Linked DNA regions of Homo sapiens: region 2 is linked to region 1. The links are chromatin contacts, found by POLR2A ChIA-PET in ENCODE. All regions are on one chromosome and are shown on one strand. Each heading gives the region's core, a stretch centred on a gene start or an enhancer-like site at or near the end of the contact. The rest is flanking DNA. Distances are from core to core; before and after follow the strand shown.

Region 1 (6,955 bases), core at 4,159-6,658:
GCACAGCTCCTCTCTCAGCCCTAGCAAGCTACCCATAGTTCCTTAATGCATCAGGCTCTCCTCACCTTTGGGGATACTCAGCCCTCCCTCCAGGCAGCTTTCTCAGTGCCCCCCAGCACCTGTTCCCCCACCCCCAGCTCCACTAAGAGCCCCTTCCTGTCTCAGGGCTTATAATATACATTTTAACTTATTTTTCACTTGTGGGTGTGGATTGCATCTTAATCCTCAAGGTATCTGCAGCACTGTGCACAGAAAGTAGTGGTCACTCTGGTTTTATGTGTTGGGTGAGTAGAAGCAAGGTTTCTGAAACTTTCGAGAATTGCTATGTTTATGAATATAGTGCTCACGTTCTCTCTCTCTCTCTGTCTCTCTCTCTATATATATCTATATATAGATATATATAGATTAGATATATAGATATATATAATTAGATATATAGATATATACACAGATATAGATATAGATATAGATATATATTGCCCCAACAAAGGACAGCCGGACTGCTTCAGCAGAAGCAAGTGCATCTCTCAGGGTCCCTCAGCCTGGCACCTCATCCTTGAGGGCACCTCCATAAAAGGATGGAGTTGGATGGTTGGCCATAAGGAAGGCCCAGAAGGTGCTAACACGGATGAGCTGACATGGACCTCAGGGTCCTGCTTCTCTCCAAGTGACTCTGTCCCACCCACAGTGAAAGTCAAAGTTGCTAAGCCTGAAGTGACAAAAGAGGGCGTCGAGCTGCACCCAGATGCAAGTGCTAAGCCCCAGCGAGGCCCCTCCCACCCACTAGCCAGGTGACTCCCCCCGCATTAGCCTCGCAGCCTGTGCAGTTCTCTCCGATCACGAGTGCTCTGCACCTACAGAGCCGCTTACAAATACTTGCACCCTGAATGTTAAGCCCAAGGATGCCAAGGGCCTTTAGATAAGGTCACACTGGCTTCTGCAGTCTTTGCTCGAGCCCTGTTGGAATTCCCTGGCTTTTGGCTGACAGGTTTATCTAGTCCTCTACCAACTCAGGTTGTCTGAACATCTCCAAACCAGCAGCATGTGAGCAACATGTAAGTCACACAGCCCCATATTGAGCAGGACATATTCAGATTGCATCTAGCCTAGAGTAAGAAGAGGGCATTTTTGGTTGGGTGCGGTGGCTCACACCTGTAATCCCAGCACTTTGGGAGGCCGAGGCGGGCGAATCATGAGGTCAGGAGTTTGAGACCAGCCTGGCCGACATGATGAAACCCCGTCTCTACTAAAATACAAAAAATTAGCCGGACGTACTGGCAGGCGCCTGAAATCACAGCTACTCGGGAGGCTGAGGCAGGAGAATCTCTTGAGCCCGGGAGGTGGAGGTTGCAGTGAGCCGAGATCTCGCCATTGCATTCCAGCCTGGGCAACAGAATGAGACTCCGTCTCAGAAAAAAAAAAAAAAAAAAAAGTTGGCGGGGGGGCATTTTTCCCAAGCTCGGTTCTGTAGAGAGTGGGATGCTCTATCCTGTCCCTGGAGCCCCTCTCTGTGTCTAGGGTGGACTGAAGCCCCTGCCTGCATCCTCTCCGCCACCACCCACCCGCACTCATCCACACACAATCTACTCCTTATTGCCAGGCCCTTCTGAAGCCCAGCATGGCCATCTCTAATCAGGTGCATGTGTTAGGAAGCTGTCAGGACTTACTGGCATGCATTGAATAAAGACTGGGTATGGGTTGTGCCCACGCCTTTCAAATAACACAGCTGTTGATCCCAGAGTCCCACTAATCATTACCAGGGATAGATTGCACGGCCACTTCTGCTTGGGGTGGCCCTGAGCTAATTCATTAAAGGGTATGTGAAGTGGAAGATAGTTAAGGTAAAGGTAATGCCAGACCAAAAATGAGTTCCGTAGTAAGGAGCACTCTTCAGCTCAAATATAGTCTTTTAAAGCTGGAAGGAACTTGGAGACTGTCGGCTTCCACTTTTTTTTTTTTTTTTTTAAGCTGAAGAAGCCATTCTTCCAGTATCAGTTTACATAGAATTCCAATAAATAAAACAGCTAAACAGAGAGCTCTTCTGGAGAATCAGGAATGGGCACAAGTAGCCCATTCATCCCCACTCCTGCCATCCACCTCCTTTGGTGCCTCCATTAGGAAAACCACAGCCCTTACCCATCCTTGCTGTCGTGTACCCATGGGCACCGGCGGCCAGGGAGGCAGTGTGGTGCTTGGGAACGAGCTGGCAGGCAGAAGCCTCAGTCCTGGGAAATGAACTAGCCTTACTGACCCCAGCTTCACTCCTCCGTAAAAGGACTATAATGTCCACCTCAGGGAGATGAATGAAATAGTAAATGAAATATTATATGTGAAAGCTGTAGTAGATATTCATTAAGCATTAGTTTCACTTCCATTTTTGTCCAGTCACAGAGCTTTTTTTTTTTTTTTTTTTTTTTTGGAGACAGAGTCTCTCTCAGTTGCTCAGGCTGGAGTGCACTGGCGGGGTCTCGGCTCACTGCAAGCTCCGCCTCCTGGGTTCACGCCATTCTCCTGCCACAGCCTCCTGAGTAGCTGGGATTACAGGTGCCCGCCACTACACCCGGCTAATTTTTTTGTATTTTTAGTAGAGACGGGGTTTCACCATGCTAGCCAGGATGGTCTCGATCTCCTGACCTCGTGATCTGCCTGTCTCAGCCTCCCAAAGTACTGGGATTACAGGCGTGAGCCACCGCACCCGGCCTTCTTTTTCTTTCTTTTTGAGAAAGGTCTCACTGTATTGCCCAGGCTGGAGTGCAGTAGTGCAATCTCAGCTCACTGCAGCCTTGACCTCCCAGGCTCAAGCGATCCTCCTACCTCAGCTTCCTGCGTAGCTGGGATGACAGGCATGCACCACCACGCCCAGCTAATTTTTGTATTTTTTGTAGAGTCGGGTTTCACCATGCTGCCCAGGCTGGTCTCAAAATCCTGGGCTCAAGCCATCCTCCCACCTCGGCCTTCTAAAGTGCTGGGATTACAGGTGTGAGCCACCGTGCCCGGCCATCACAGAGCTATTATGTTGCTCTTTCTAGATCTACTTGAACTTAGCAGTTCCCAGTCAGGTTCACAGTGAGTTTGTCAGTGGTGCAATTCTACAAATAATGGATTCACCTTGAGATCTGCTTTTATTCAGTCTTTTTTTCCTCAATAGTACATGTTTCTTAAAGACTATTTGAAAAATGTATAAAAGTAAAAGGAAGATAACAATTATTGAGCCTCACCTCCTAAACAAAGCCACCATTTACATTTTGGTCTATTTCCTTCCAGTCTTTTTTTTTTTTCTTAATGCATACACTTTATGGAACGTGAGGAGACCATTGTTTTGCTTTGATCTTTCTTGCTAAATCCTACCTTTCAAAACAAGCCCATTACAGAGAAGAGGAACAGATGTTGCCCAGCTTTTTCACTGTAACTGTAACATCAAACCTTCCCATAGCTGTAAACACTCTTCTCAGATGAAGCTTGTAAATTATGCCATTTTCTGGGAAGAGTCCCAGCCTTAAACCAGCTCCTTTTTCCTCAACTAACACTTGCCAAGGCCAGCCTGAATCTTTCTGCCTTTTATCCACATTAGTCACGGCCTTCTCTTTTCTAGTGTGGATTTGTGGTTTGGCTTGGTGACCCTCAGCTCACAAAATGAGTTGCAAGCAACTTTCTCAACTTTCCTAAATAGGCAGACCCCACTTAGTAAACAGCTTGTCCAACACTTCTATCCAAGACCACTTCTCTTCCCCTCGCTTTCCAGCCCCCATTGTGGGCTACTGTGCCACCGCCATAGGGCCAGGAGTGGGAAACCTGGGCCCTGCAAAGGAATTTATGGATTTACATGTAGAGAGAGGGAAGGAATTGTGAAAAACAGGAATAGCTTAGGGGAAAGGGTCCTGGAGTCCTAAGAAGGAAAGGGAAGTTCAGAGAAGAAGGTGAAATAATACAAACTTGACCTTTAAAGTGTTACTCAGCTGGGCACAGTGGCTCATGCCTGTAATCCCAGTACTTTGGGAGACCGAGGTGGGCGGATCACAAGGTCAGGAGTTCAAGACCAGCCTGGCCAACATAGTGACACCCCATCTCTACTAAAATTACAAAAATTAGCCGGGCATGGTGGCATGTGCCCGTAGTCCCAGCTACTCGGGAGGCTGAGGCAGGAGAATTGCTTGAACCTGAGAAGTGGAGGTTGCAGTGAGCCAAGATCGTGCCATTGCACTCCAGCTTGGGCAACAGAGTGAGACTTCATCTCAAAAAAAAAAAAAAAAAGTTCCTGAGGGTCAAGCCTGGACCAGGAAACCAAGAGGAGAGACTCAACTTCCTCCTATTTTTTTACCCTCATACACCCTCTGACCTTTTGCTTCTATGACCCGAGCTCTTGTTTTTGCTTTTGGGCTGATTCAGTTACATTATAGGCTCAGAGAGCCTTGGGTAGGCTAATCTCCACTTACTGCATCAATGAAAAATGCATTCTGAGTTCCAACTTGCCAGCCCAGGAGCTTCTAGAGCACGACCCACTGGTGAGTGAGAGACTGCAGGTGTTGTATGGAGAACTAGTCCTAGAATTGTCCCTATGCATAAGGGAACCGACACCAGCCACCAAGTGCTCTTTACTTCCTGAGATCTGGATGTGGGTTGGTATTTCTGTACACATGGATCCGACCAGAAGAAAGTAGGAGAGAACCTAGTAAACTTGAGATTGGAGGTTATGTGAAATCACCAAACTAGATGATTCCAGCAAAAAGAGTTTCTGTGATGTGTGTGTAGGTTCACACCCCTTAAGATAACCATACTTGACTGTATGATAGTCGCAGGAGTCACTTACTTACTACAGATGCATCAGAGACCATGTGATGAAGAAGATGGCTTCCCAGTGGAGTTGCAAGGTGCCTCTGGGGGGTGTGTTTTTAAATTGTCAACAGCTTCCACATGGTGTTTATATCCTTAACTTTTGGCATTGGGGGCATTCAGATGAGGTCATCCGCTTGGGTCCATTTCCTGAGTGTTGATCATTTTGCGACACAGAGAACAGCGTCTTCTATTCTTAGAGCCTTCAAGCCTAAATGCTCCCTGCCTGGCTCCAGGCCCATGCCCCCTTCCTCCCCACCCACTTTCCCCAGAAAATTTTTGTTGTGGAAAATTACACATTCACAAATTGTGTTTCTTTCCTCACACCAAGCATATTCCCACACAGAGACAGATTCTGGAATGATCTCATGGATGACTCATGCCATTATCTGGCTGTTTATAGGAGCTGCCTTTAGACAAAGATTTGGTCATAAGCTACGTTAAGACCCCTTCATTGTCTGCCAGTTGCCCTTGCAGGGGATGGCTTATGGCTTATCGATGGAGTCCTGAGTGGGAGTGGGAAGGGACTTCTAGACTAAAAGCTGCTTTTGACTTCACTTTTGTCCATCAACTGTGGACCCTGTTCCATTGTCTCTGAACTCTGGAGGCACCTTCTGCTTGATGTCAGCAAGCAGGCCTGGTCCAAGATGGCAGCTGCACTGTATCGGAAGGGCAACAAACGGGACTCTTAAGCTAAGGGGAAGACTTGTGTCGTCGACTTCCGGCCCATGTGTAATCTCTTAATTAAAATTTAGCTCACAAGTGGTATTTCCTTTCGTAATCCAGCTTTCAGGCTTTGCTTTAGGTGCAGGAAATCTCTCACTCCTTATTCTCTTTGAAGGGTCTGGAAATCCTGTTAATATTTAATTGGCTTTTAAATTATTGACACATCAAAGTGTTCAACCTATTGTTGTCCTTTGAAGAGCTAGCGCCTAGTGGAGCTCCTGGCAGGTGTTCCAAGTTCTTGGGCTTAGAGCACCATTAGAGAAAGGATGGTGGAGAGAAGTCAGGACCACTCCATTTTGGAAGCAGAAAGCCTTGGAACCTAGTTAATTGGATCACACTTTTTCCATCTAGTTTCCAGGTGTTAGATATTTAAGTCTTGTCTTTTTTTAAGAGAGTAATATTAATTAGTTCATTGATCATGCTCCCTGAGGAAAGGGCCATAGCTTGAACTTCTTGTTATCTAATAGGGAATCTTGTTTTCCTGTCAGAATCTGTTTCATGCATTATGGCTCAGTGAGCAGCTGGCTGGGCCTCTGCCAGGGAGCCACAGAAGAGGAAACTAAAAATCATTTTGCCTTTTACAAAAGATGAAGTCCAGAGTCGGCCGTTTTATGATTAATAATGACCTAGGTATTCCCCTTTGGCCCCAAGATAGCTAGATTAGCCACCTGCTTTGATCAGGTGACTCCACAGCTGTGCATGTGTGCTTTGTGCTGAAGAAGCCAAAACTAAGACAGGGGTCCAGGGGTTTCTAACAGTGAAATTACAGGCATTCAAGGAGAGCTACATTAAATTAATTTTGGTGCCATCCTATGAAGGATGAGTTTACACTCCCAAAATGAACCAGCCTGTTTTTCTGCTCATTGCTTAACGGTATAACTGCTGCTTGGCTGTCTCCCCAAATGTGCTTTTACCTCCTGTTTTAATCCCCACCCCCATCTTCTGAGTCCCTCCCTTTTACCCCCTCCAGTCACTCCCACTCCCCCACCCCCGTGGGCCAGTTTTAAATGTCAGCCTTTGTTTAAAAAAAAAAAAAAAAAAAGTATATATCTTTGTGCTGGATTTTCAGTGTGCTTGTTGCCTACAGCCTCTGCAGAAGTTCACAAACTTGCACAGAATGTGAAAGCAGCTCCTCTAGGTACATGTGGCTAAGCTGCAGCGCTACCCAGGACTGTAGAGAGAAGGAATGACAACCTTGCATCGTCCACAGTTCCTTGCCAGTAGTTCAGTTAGGGTGTCTGTAGAAATGAGATCACTTCCTATAACCTGACTAACCGTGTTCACCTCTGAGTAAAAGCTGCAACATTTTAACCTAATATACACAACTTTAGACAATATTCATGTGTAGTATTTGAACTTGCCTCTATGCCATTTTTAAAAGGAAGTGGAATATAAGTAA
Region 2 (7,089 bases), core at 501-3,000, 110 kb before region 1:
TTGGAGACTGAGAGGAGGAGGGTCAGTGGGCAGAGGGAAACCTGGAGCAAAAGACACTTCTTGCAGTGACTGCTACTTCCTGCTGAAGTTCCTTAGGGAATGGGGTCAGGATAGGTTCCTCTCTCCTTTCCCCATTGTGTGTATATGTGTCTGTGTGGTAAAATATACATAGCATGACATTTACCATCTTAGCAATTTTTTATTTTATTTTGTGAGACAGAGTCTCACTCTGTCGCCCAGGCTGGAGTGCAGTGGTGCAATCTCAGCTCACTGCAACCTCCGCCTCCTGGGTTCAAACGATTCTCCTGCCTCAGCCTCCTGAGTAGCTGGGACTAGCTAATTAGCCACCACACCTAGCTAATTTTTATATTTTTAGTAGAGACAGGGTTTCACCATGTTCGCCAGGCTGGTCTCAAATTCCTGACCTCAGGTGATCTGCACACCTCAGCCTCCCAAAGTGCTGGGATTATAGGAGTGAGTCCCTGAGCCCGCCACCATCTTAGCAATTTTTAAGGTACAGTTAGTTGAGTGGCATTAAGTACATTCACATTGTTGTGCAACCATCACTACCACCCATCTCCATAGCTCTTTTCATCTTGTAAAACTGAAATTGTACGTTAAACACTAACTCCCCTTCCCTCCTCCCCCCAGCCCCTGGCTACCACCACTCTGTCTCTATGATTCTGATGACTCTAAGTACCTCATACAAGTGGAATCACAGTGTATTTGTCTTTCCATGACTGGCTTACTTCACTTAGCATAATGTCCTCAAGACAGGACAGGTCTTGCCTCAGCTGCAAGCTGGTGCCAGAACCAGCCATCCCTGGTTCTGGGACGTCCATGGGCATGGCCTGGGGGCTCACTTGAGCAAAATTCCATGGCCCCACGAAGACAACCAGAGTCCCCCGTACCTCTCCATCCCGCACAGGCTCAGTCTTCCAAAACACTGCGGTGTGGGAGGGGGTTGCCTCAGTCCAGTCAAAACCCATTTTTTTAGAAAACCATTTATGCCGCTTCTTTAAGAGCTAAAGAATCCTCCAATTTACTCAACTCTAAAAAAAACCTTAACACCCAAACAGTAGCATCTGGACATAAATTTAACTAGATTTCAGAGTTTTCTCTAAGAATAGTTGGTGAATGTTGCTTTACGTCTTGGAGAATTTCCTAAACTAAGAGAGTCCAAAGATAAGGATTATTTCACTTCCAGGAAACAAAACTGCCATTTAGGTCCCTAAATGGCAGATCCCAGGTAACAGTACAAAACAAGTCTCTCTTTACAAAGCCCCTGCTATTGTAGTTAAAATAAACAGTCCATGTGTTAGAGTTGGAAATTCTATTGTTATATAGATATCTTGCTGAAATGGGTTCTGACCCCTACAAAGAGTTCTCAAGAATGAAACACGTGATGTTCCTTTAATGTTGTTTTTGCTCATGCAAATGACATCCTATTACACCCACGGATGCTTAACTACTAAGTTAAAACAACTACATGGCAATTTTGATCACTCCAGAGTCCCCTCACTGTTTTGTGGTTTTATGTAATTCGCATATTGTGTACAAAAAGACTTGACCTGGAGCCGGCAGCAAGAAATGTGTAATTAGAAACACTTCCCGAGGAAATTAGGTGACAAGTGAAGGCTTGAGGATTTCCGAGGGAGCCTGGAGCTGCAGATATTCATTATGGGTACTTAAGAGGCACAGCTGCCTCTGCTGAAAACCATGTCAAATGCCGTCCGCTGGATGCCAGCGTGGAGGCCAGCCCAGAGCCAGAGATGGTGGCTATGGCAACACGCTACTCCATTTTTAAACTTTTCATTACCTAAAAGGAAATTGCTTAGGCTGTTTTTCTTTTTTTCCTTTTTCTCCCTACCAATTTCAGAGTTTGTACCAGCAGTGAATAGCCTCCAGGTCTAACATTTCCTGGGTAATGAGTGACTAGCTGGGTGAAGTGCTTTTGGCCTTACCTCCAGCCTTGGCAACTCCAGCCAGTTATTAATTGCTGCACCGGGAAACACTTTCCAATCAAGCTATTATTTAATCAAAATAAAAGAAAACGAACTATTATTGCTGTCAACAGCAATGAGCAACTCTCCGCAGGAGTCTAAATGGGAACTGTGGAGGTTTTCACTGGAAGAAGTGTTCCTCTGGGGGTCAGATAAGCAGGGCAACGTGAAGTTGCGTGGAGTACCCTTGGGAACTGGTTCTTGTGGGAGGAGAGAATGTTGAACCAGCAGGAAGACGCAGAGAGATTACACACACCCTGTCCTAGATCTCAGTCATTCATGGTCAGTTAACCTGTAACCTTGCTGTTAAGCCAGTGCCCCAAATGCTTCTGTGGGAGTGTCTGCAGGGGAAAAGACAGTCCATAGAAGCATTTGGGCTGCTTCTATAAGCAATAAATAGTAAAACCTGTAACCACCATAATAACCACACTTCCTGAGTACCCCCAATGTGCCAGGCAGGCACTGTGCCCCCAGGTTTATACTCAGATCTCAAGAGTTCCCCACATTGCCACTGTGGGGAGAGTATAGTCACGATCCCTCTTTCACAGGGACACTGAGTCCGAGAGAGATGAACTTGGCCAAGACCCACCACACCCTGGTGTGAATAGCAGAGCCGGGGCTTGACTTCTAGTCTCTGCATCGAGCAGTTGCTTTTTTTTTTTCTTTAAGTGACAATATAAACATAACATAAAAGTGACCATCTTAACCATTTTTAAGTGGATAGTTCTGTGGCAGTAAGTACATTGACATTGTATGCAACTATCACCACCAACCATCTCTAGAACTTTTTCATATCCCCAGCTGAAACTCTGTACCCATTAAACACTAACTCCTCATTCCCTCCTTCCCCAAGCCCCTGGCAACCACTATTCTGTCTCTAACAGCGTGATGATTCCATGGACCTCACATGAGTGAATCATACACTATTTGTCCTTTGGTGACTGGCTTGTTTCACTGAGCGTAACGTCCTCAGGGTTCATCCACGTTGTAGTATGAGTCAGAATTGCCTTCCTACTTAAGGCTGAATTACATTCCATCGTTTGTATACACCACATTTTGTTTATCCATTCATCTATGGATGGACATTTGGGTTGTGCCCATGTTTTGGCTGTTGTGAATCATGCTGCTATGTTTACTTCTTCTTTTTTTTTTTTTTTTTTGAGATGGAGTTTTGCCCTTGTTATCCAGGCTGGAGTGCAGTGGCATGATCTTGGCTCATTGCAAGCTCTGCCTTCTGGGCTCCAGCGATTCTCCTGACTCAGCCTCCCGAGTAGCTGGGATTACAGATGCCCACCATCACACCCAGCTAATTGTTTGTATTTTTAGTAAAGGCGGGATTTCATCATGTTGGCCAGGCTGATCTTGAACTCCTGACTTCAGGTAATCCACCTGCCTCGGCCTCCCAAAGTGCTGGGATTACGGGTGTGAGCCACCGTGCCCGGCCGCTACGTTTAACTCTTAACCTCTAAGATTCATTGCCCCTGGGAGTAGTTGCTCTTCAAGGATAACACATGGCTCAGGGACTGCCTGTCACACCCCAACCTGAGAATCAGCAGAGACTACCACGGGGCCCATCAGGCCACTAGGCAGGTGCCACTCCCCTGGCAGGGAGAGAGGTGCCGGTGGCCACCGACCTCATAGGGTTCCACAGCTCCACACTGGCATGTTGCGGGAGGAATTTCAGTGTTCAATCCCAGGCTGTTTCTCTGAGTCTTAGGTTCTGGGATAAACAAGCTCCTTCAAGTCCAAACTGCTCAGATTAGACTTTACTGATAGATTCCACACCTGGAATCCTGCTCCGGGACTGCAGTCTCATCCTCCAGCTCCTGCAGGCTTCTTCTAAGCTGGTGGGTCTCAGCAGGGATGGGGGTGAGTGGTACTCCACACCCAGGGGACACCACCCACAGGAAGCTTTGTGGACATGTGAAGGGCATATGTGGTTGTCATAATGGTTGGGGGACACTGTTAATATTTATGTGAGGCCAGGGACTCAGGTGACCTGCAGTGTGTGAGGCAGTCACCCACAACAAAGAATTGTCCTGCATCCTGAACCAATTTCAAACAACCCATTAACATTTGTCTCCTAAGCTGTGTGACCTAAGTGCCACCTGCCTCCCCGGTTCCTCTCCCTCCCCTCTCATGCTTAAAGATAAGCCATTTTTGGGCCGGGCACGGTGGCTCACGCCGGTAATCTCAACACTTTGGGTGGCCGAGGCAGGCGGATCACAAGGTCAGGAGTTTGAGACCAGCCTGATCAATATTGTGAAACCCCATCTCTACTAAAAATACAAAAATTAGCCAGGCATGATGGCAGGTGCCTGTAATTCTAGCTATTCAGGAGGCTGAGGCAGGAGAATCGCTTTAACCCAGGAGGTGGAGGTTGCAGTGAGCCGAGATCATGCCATTGCACTCCAGCCTGGGCAACAGAGTGAGATCCCGTCTCAAAAAAAAAAATGCCTACTGTTTTCTCTGCCTAAAATGCCTACTTTTCCCTTTTGTCCAGTATGTGAGGGTTTGTCTTTCTTTCTTTCTTTCCTTCCTTCCTTCCTTTCTTTCTTTCCTTTTTTTTTTTTTTTTCAGACAGAGTCTCATTCTGTCACCCAGGCTAGTGCAGTGGCGTGATTTCGGCTCACTCTAACCTCTGCCTCCCAGGTGCAAGCGATTCCCGTCTCAGCCTCCTGACTAGCTGGGATTACAGGCACGCACCACCATGCCCAGCTAATTTTTGTATTTTTAGTAGAGACGGGGTTTCACCATGTTGGCCTGGCTGGTCTTGAACTTCTGACCTCAGGTGATCCACCCACCTCGGCCTCCCAAAATGCTGGGATTACAGGCATGAGTCACTGTGCCCCGTGGGATTTGTTCTTTAAGGCTCAGATTAAATGTACCTATGTACGAGACTTCCCCAGAACTTCCCAGTAGCATGTGTCAGTCCCTAAATGGGACCTCGTAGCTCTTGGTATGTTCATGCATTTCAGAAATACTTTCTTCTTTCTGAGTACCTACTATGTGCCAGGCACTAGGGTAGGCTAAGAATTTAAAGATGAATAAGACAGAGTCCTTGTCCTCAAGGAATTCCCAGGAAAGTCAGAGACAGACAGCGATCACCATGCAAGGCAACAAATGCCAAAGAGAGGAGGACTGCAGTGTGGGAGCCGTGGAGCCACGAAGAAGCCCTGGGACTCTTGGAAGACTCCACTGGGAAGAGGTGGTTTAAACTGGGTTTTGAAGAATCGAGAAGGAGAATCAGCCAAAGAAATGTGCCAAGATGCCAAGCTGAGATAATTCCATAGGGCTACAGTGTAAGAGACAGATCCAGGAAGGTGGGTCCAGGAAGGTGGCAGGGCCACATCCTGACAAGCCACTGCTGTTAATGATGAAGAGCAGGGAGCCTGTGCAGCCTTGGATTTCATGGGATAATGCCTCCTAAGGCCCTGCTTGGGACATTAGGCACTCACCCAGCCTCCTGCCCATGCCAATGGAGCAGGGGTTCCCTCCAAGTCCTGTCCCGGAATGGTTCTGTTCCCAGGGAGGATAGGAACTCGAATTTGTGGAGCAGCTACTTGATGTGCCAAACATTTGTGTTCTCTTCAGCAAGAGGATACTTGCTGGTGTGCCTGGGAGACTGTCCCAGGATAAATGGGGAGTGTCTTTCTAGAATGTTAATTGCACTCAAAGATTGGGGAGGGAAAATCAATTAGTGTAAATGGTAAATAACTTAAAACATTATTTTTACATCACATCAATAGTGGATATATTATGGAGCAGAATGCTAAAGTAACACACATTTTTCTTAATTTCATTTATCATTTGGAAAGGTAACACGAGCTCATGATACAAAATTCAAAACATGTAAGAGTTTAGAATAGGCCGGGTGTGGTGGCTCATGCCTGTAATCCCAGCACTTTGGGAGGCCGAGGCGGGCGGATCATGAGGTCAGGAGTTCAAGACCAGCCTGGGCAACATAGTGAAATCCCATCTCTACTAAAAATACAAAAATTAGCTGGGCGTGGTGGCACGTGCCTGTAGTCCCAGCTACTTGGGAGGCTGAAGCAGGAGAATTGCTTGAACCCGGGAGGCGGAGGTTGCAGTGAGCCAAGACCGGGCCATTGCGCTCCAGCCTGGGGACAGAGTGAGACTCCACTTCAGAAAAAAAAAAAAAAAAAAAAAAGTTTAGAATGAAAATTTACATTTCGGCTGGCTGGGCACAGAGGCTCACCCTTGTAATCCCAGCATTTTGGGAGGCCAAGGCAGGAGGATCACTTGAGGTCAGGAGTTCAAGACCAGCCTGGCCAACATGGCGAAACCCCGTCTCTACTAAAAATACAAAAATTAGCTGTGTGTGGTGGCACACGCCTGTAATCCTAGCTATTCTGGAGGCTGAGGCAGGAGAATCGCTTGAACCCGGGAGGCAGAGGTTGCAGGGAGTCGAGATTGAGCCACTGCACTCCAGCCTGGGAGAAAGAGCGAGACTCCGTCACACACACACACACACACACACACACACACACACACACACACACACAATTTACATTTCTGTTCTCCAGCCACCCAGCTTCACTCCCCAGAGGCAACCACTATTTCTACTTTCTTGGGTACCCTCCAAGAGATACTCTATATATAGTCTAAGTAAATACCTATGTATGTGGGGTTTTTTTAAATGCAAATGATAACATGAAATACGCACTACTCCACAGATTGCTGTTTTCAGATGACACTACATCTTGGAGATCTTTCCATAACACATTCATAGATTATTCCAGCCAGGCACAGTGGCAGGTGCCTGCAATCCCAGCTACTTGGAAGGCCGAGATGGGAGGATCAGTTGAGCTTAGGAAATTGAGGCTGCAGTGAACTCAGGAGTTCAAGTCCAACACGGGCAACATAGTGAGACTGCACAATATTTCATTGTATGAATCTGTCAGAATTTGTTAACCAGCCCTATGATGACCATTTCCAATGTCTTCCTATTACTAATGACACTACAACAAATATGATCCCGAATGTTCTTCATTTTTATGTGCTAGTATATGTGCAGGGTAAATTCCTAGAAGTGGGTCACAAGATATACCATATCGTCCGTTTG

Evidence for each region. ChIA-PET counts read pairs that join two places held with the same protein, here RNA polymerase II (POLR2A).
Region 2: POLR2A ChIA-PET joins it to region 1 with 12 read pairs in AG04450. The contact joins two enhancer-like sites. POLR2A ChIA-PET finds 5 or more read pairs at or near these places in 4 of 52 experiments (AG04449, AG04450, Caco-2 and 1 more).

The regions. Positions count from the first base shown.
Region 1 is chr18:23,222,168-23,229,122 of GRCh38, forward strand. All of the region lies in intron 4 of CABLES1 (Cdk5 and Abl enzyme substrate 1), which reads left to right. Among named protein-coding and RNA genes, the nearest start is that of CABLES1, 90 kb to the left of the region's middle. RefSeq lists an enhancer at 4,486-4,585. Within about 2 kb of position 5,409, at least 20 of the 41 ENCODE cell types and tissues checked have a DNase peak (open chromatin) inside an H3K27ac peak, as active enhancers do.
Region 2 is chr18:23,112,886-23,119,974 of GRCh38, forward strand. No RefSeq gene overlaps it. Among named protein-coding and RNA genes, the nearest start is that of CABLES1, 19 kb to the right of the region's middle. Within about 2 kb of position 1,751, at least 13 of the 41 ENCODE cell types and tissues checked have a DNase peak (open chromatin) inside an H3K27ac peak, as active enhancers do.